Linked DNA regions of Mus musculus: region 2 is linked to region 1. The links are chromatin loops, found by intact Hi-C in ENCODE. Cell type or tissue: left cerebral cortex. All regions are shown on one strand. Region 1 overlaps Trim35 (tripartite motif-containing 35). Region 2 holds the start of Esco2 (establishment of sister chromatid cohesion N-acetyltransferase 2).

Region 1 (2,500 bases):
TTGTTACTTTTCTCGTTTAAAGTCATTGATGTACTGAAACAGCTAAATTTGTTTCATCAGCCACTAACACACGGGTCAGACCCACAGTTGGGAGGGCCCAGGGTTAGCCACTAGGAAGCCTGACATAGTGAAAAGGAGGTACTGTAAGAGCCCACTGGGCCTGATCTTCAGACGCCCTTTCTCCACTTGGTGAAATGTCTTTTTTTGAGAATCAGCAGTTGATGGCAGCTCCATACAGATTGGAAGCAGAGCAGATGGGTGCTGTCTACATCCACGTTCCTCCAGTTATCCATCATATTAGCTCAGCAGTGGTTCATAGTGCCTGTTCCCTCGTTCATTAGTGCTAGATCTCTTATTTGGCATAGCTGAAATAGACAGCCTAGAAGTTTAGGTCCTGGTTCGAATTCCCCTGGGCTAGCAAAGGTACTGATTAGCATGGGTGGTGTCCTCAGAATGGGGTAAAACATCAACCGAAGGCCTGTGATCCAGGGGACAGAGAGCGTGTGGGCCTGGAGACTGCCTTCTGTTCTTGCTGGCTGCCTCGTTTTGATTAGGAGGTCCGAGGGACACTGGAAGTGAGATAGGTGGTAATAATTCCCACTCTCTGGGAGCTTCTAGCAAAAATCTAAAGAACCTAGAGGCATTAACCAGGTGAAGGAGGTGAGGGGAGGTTTTTGCAAGAAGATGCTGCAGCATATAGAAGATTCTAGAAGAGAGGAAGCTTTGGACACCAGGTGAGGCCAGAAGGCTGAAGTCTTATTCTGCATCTTAGAATGGTGGTGCAAAGCCAGTGGGTGCTCAGTGTGAGTGAGCCTTGAAGAGCAGGGAGTGGGGCTGATCTGAAAGATCCCAGGAGTCCTCAGGCTGTGTGCTCAGCCAGATGCAGTGTGGCCTCTTCATGATGTATTCATGTGTGAAATAAACATCCTAAGAACCTCTTTGATTCTCACACCCTGTTCTAGATATTGCGGCTGCTTAAGTCCGCAAGACAGCCCCCCTGTTCTACTCAATTTCATCTTGACACAGCCTAGGGTCGTCTGAGGGGATTTCAGTTGAAGGATTGCCTCAAATGGATCAGCCAGTCAGAGAGATTGTCTAGATTGGTGATGGGTGTGGGAGGGCCCAGTACATTGGTCCTGCCTGGGTAGTGTAAGGCCAACGTGGGCTCTTCCATACCAATCAGAGGGGATGTCTTATAGACAGCATACCTCCATTATTTCCATAATTTCTACATTAGTTTTGCTTGATTTCCTGCCCTGATATCCCTCAGTGGTGGAGTATGACTAGGAAATATAAGCTGTAATAGACCCTTTCTTCCCAGAGTTGCTTTTTGGTTGTCATGGCAGCAGAAACCAAACAAGAACACTGTTTGCAGTAGTCGACATTTCAGAGGAGTTGGTGAGGCAGTCATTAGATAAGCTGGTTCAGTGTGGTTGGAGATGGGTATGGCTTGTTAAGGGAGCAGGCAGCATAGGAATGACCCACTGTCAGGTAAGAATGGTGAGATTGACTAAGCTTGGCCCTGCCGGGTACCCTCAGGAATCCCAGAGGTGGGTGCTTAGAAAGATCCCTTTGGCCTCCGTGTTGATAACCCAGCAGCAATAATCTCTGAGGATTTCTTACTCTGTGTTAGGTGCCCTGAAGTATTAACAAAATTTACTGTCCACAGAACCCCTGAAGCTGTATGAGGGTTAATCTTGACTGTGGCAGTAAAGTACAACTTCTTGAGTGCCTGCAAGTGTTCCAAGAATGGGACCCTGACCCTGTGAGTGAATCCTGGTTCATCACTTGATGGCCTCCTGAGGAGGTTAGGTAAGGTAGGAGACAGGGCCTAGCTTGAGGAAGGCAGTTTGTGGAACTGTTCTTGGAGGCTGTGTCCTAAAGCTCCTATCTCTGCTTCTTGGCCACCTCTGGTCCCCCCCCCCCCATACTCCCACCCCTGTGAGGGACAAAGCTGACACTTTCAGAGCAGCAAAATGAAGAATTCTTTTCTCTGGTTGTCCTGTTGGGTTTGTGGTTCACAGTCCTGCAAAAGTAATAAAGGTTGTGTGTGTTCGTTTTTCTATCACTACGGCGGGGCAGACACATTCATGGGACACTGAGGGGGATGGTGATGAGCTGGGACTTTGTCCTGATGCAGTGGGACCTGATGGAAGGAAGGGTGACAAGATTTTGGAACATGTCATAGCGGATCAATCCAGAGCTCAAGAAAAAAACCTGAATGCTCAGAGGGACCAGAGGAAGTCCTCGAGTACAGTGGTCACAGGTTTGCATAGACACACTTTGTGTGTGTGTGTGTGTGTGTGTGTGTGTGTGTGTGTGTGTTAATGGGGTTGTGGTGTGTGTATGTATGCAGGGGCTAGAGGTAGGCAAGGTCAGCCTTTCCTTGATCTCTCTCTCGTTAAATTTTGACACCGGGCCTCACACTAGATCTGAATCTCCATTTTGAGCTAGGTTTGGCCATTGAACTCCAGGGATCCAGAGCTGAGACTACAGGTAT
Region 2 (2,500 bases), 470 kb before region 1:
AAGATCTCAATTAGCTTGAGGCCAACCAGGTATAAATAATTAAGACTGTTTCAAATAAACAAATCACCAAAGGGCTGGAGGGATGATGGCTCATCTGTTAAAAATATTCTCCATGTATTTTTCCCGATTAGCTACTAAAATACCCTATGATAAATTTTCTGTAATAGACACTGGCAAGACTGGATTTTTTCATATTTAAAAGAGTTCATACATACAGGTTAAGACTTACCTATCATCATTATCAGCATTCAGTGTATATCGCTTCCTCTTTCTTGGAGTACAAGTTGCCATCATCTTAGTTAAATTCCTAAAGGCAGCAAATATGTCAGTTATAATAAAGTCACCAAAAGGATAGAAAACGCACCATGTCAAAATTGTTTATAAATCTTGATTCTAAATAAGTGACTGCAAATAAATACCCAAGGGAACATTGCTTTTTGAGATAGTGCTTCACATAGCAGAGCTTAGCCTCAAATTCAAACTCATTCACTCTGTCGCCAAGGATAAACTTGAACTCTTGAGCTTTCCAGAACTGGAATCACAAGCTAAGTCACCAGGCTTGGTTCCAAGAAACAGATTAAGAAAAACAACAACGAACCAACCACAGAAAGACAAACAAAACCTAGTCAGGTGTGACGGTGCAAAATGGGAGGCATAGGCAAAGGGACCCTGAGTTTGAGGCAAGCCTGGGGTACAGGGGGTCTCAAAAAAAAAAAAGCAAAGCAGTAAGCTATGTATTAGAGAAGTAAACAGTGATAAAAGGGAAGGAGGGTGGGTTGGGGAAATACTGCGCTACAGTAGATGAGAGTGATGAAAGGTGATCCTACTAACGAGGCCGGGTGGAACCCTAATTGGGGTACACTTCCCTTTAATTAAACCAGTCACATCAAGTTTTGGCACTCCTGGTAGGCCTTTGGCACTAGCCTCCTTCCATGGCTCCTCCATATTCCACTTAGCACACTTTCTGACTGACCAGCCAGTCATCTTCACAGCCTGCACGTTCAGGGAAGGCAGAGATTGCTCACACCCTTCCTGGAGGTCTGAGCGAGGTAATATGGGTGGGACAAGTCCTCCCCACGGGTCCCGGCGGGGCTCCCTCACCTCACTAGGCAGCTTGCTAAAGTCAAGCCGCGTCCCTTAGGGAGATAATTCTAGAATGTTCTTTCCTTCCTTTCCCCTTCCTTCGGAAAGGGTATGTCAGTCCCACAGAACTCCACAAGCGCGACCTCTAAGCCAACCCGAGCGTCTACGGGGCAACAGGGAAGCCCTCTCCTTGCCTGCGTGAGAGACGCTGGCACCCAGAGCGGGAGCCCCGCGGGAGGAGCAGGCAGCGGGCTACGTTCAAGGCCCTTGCCCCTTGACGTTACCTTCGTTCCTCAGTCTCCTTCTGGACCGGCGTCCACGCCTGCGGGGGTACCGCACGAAATGACCCCTCTGCACCTCAGCAAGCTTACGACCTTGCTCACAGGAACCCGGCGCTCCGCCAGTGTGTTCAAATTCACGCGCGCTACTTGAGACCAACGCTGCTGCGTACTGATTCGTCACTGCTCAGGCGCTTCCTAGAGCCTGCGCCGCGATTGGCTTCTCGCTAGTCATTGCCCCGCCCTCCGGCGAGGAGGTCTCCGAGATTCTCCCGCCCTTGAGAGGCAAAGCTGGTCAGGGGGAGGGAGTTGGGGGGAGGAGTTGGGGAAGAAGGAAGGCACACCTCCTGAAATCCTGCAATAACTTCAGGCTTCAGACCGACGCCCGTAACAGTGCATTCTGGGAATTGTAGTTTATGGCTCAGCTGAATTGGAAGTTAAATTCTGAGGCAGTTTGGTGCAAACAGCTAACGAAAAGTGACATCCCCAAGATACTGGAGGCTCTTATTTTTCATATTTGAAGCCCTATTGTTGGTTTTGCGTTTTAGAAAAAAAAGTGAGATTTTCAGTTTCCATTTTACTATTTTATTATTCAAATTATGGTGTGAATGTTTGCTAAATTTGGTTACTTTATATATTTTTAAAGATTTTATTTATTTTTTGACTATGTGCATGCCTGCAAGTGAGTATGTGTATGTGAATGGAGATACCAGCATAGGTCAGAGGAGTTGAATTCCCTGGATCAAGTTTAGACAGTTATAGGTCACCAAATGTGGATACAAGGAATTGACCTCAGGTCCTCTGCAAGAGTAGTCTGTGTTCTTAATAGCTGAGCCCAATCTCTTGAGCTGGATCCTTTACATGTTTTATTTCACGTACTCCTTACACAACCTATGAAGTTTGTATTATCATTCCTCATTTACAGAAAATGAAAACGAAGGCCTGAACACAATCACTATTTACAGGGAAGGCCTGTGGCACTCCAACTCCAATCAAGTGTCTTTTGGCAAGCAGAAATGTTCTTAAAACACTCACAGGCTTTTAAGGAGTTATTAGTGTCTAGAAGTCTCAGACAAATGTTGAAAGGAAATAAAACTTGAGACCTGTGAGTCACGTAATGTATGTCAAATAGCCCAAAG

Evidence for each region. Peaks named below come from ENCODE experiments on the same cell type or tissue, not always from the same donor. Only the 100,000 strongest peaks of a DNase experiment are listed, where the experiment ranks them.
Region 2: a loop joins it to region 1, with 2.9 times the contacts of the local background. A loop is called at or near these places in 2 of 42 quality-filtered maps.

The regions. Positions count from the first base shown.
Region 1 is chr14:66,298,285-66,300,784 of GRCm38, forward strand. All of the region lies in intron 1 of Trim35 (tripartite motif-containing 35), which reads left to right. Among named protein-coding and RNA genes, the nearest start is that of 1700001G11Rik, 2.4 kb to the left of the region's middle. In left cerebral cortex, no CTCF peak of the experiment used is centred here; DNase peaks (open chromatin) are centred at 343 and 1,441; H3K4me3 peaks cover 1,750 bases; H3K27ac peaks cover 1,544 bases.
Region 2 is chr14:65,832,435-65,834,934 of GRCm38, forward strand. It overlaps Esco2 (establishment of sister chromatid cohesion N-acetyltransferase 2), which reads right to left and starts at 1,535. Exons shown (of 11, transcript NM_028039.2): 1 at 1,368-1,535; 2 at 230-307. The coding sequence starts at 294. In left cerebral cortex, a CTCF peak has its summit at 1,480; a DNase peak (open chromatin) is centred at 1,616; H3K4me3 peaks cover 574 bases.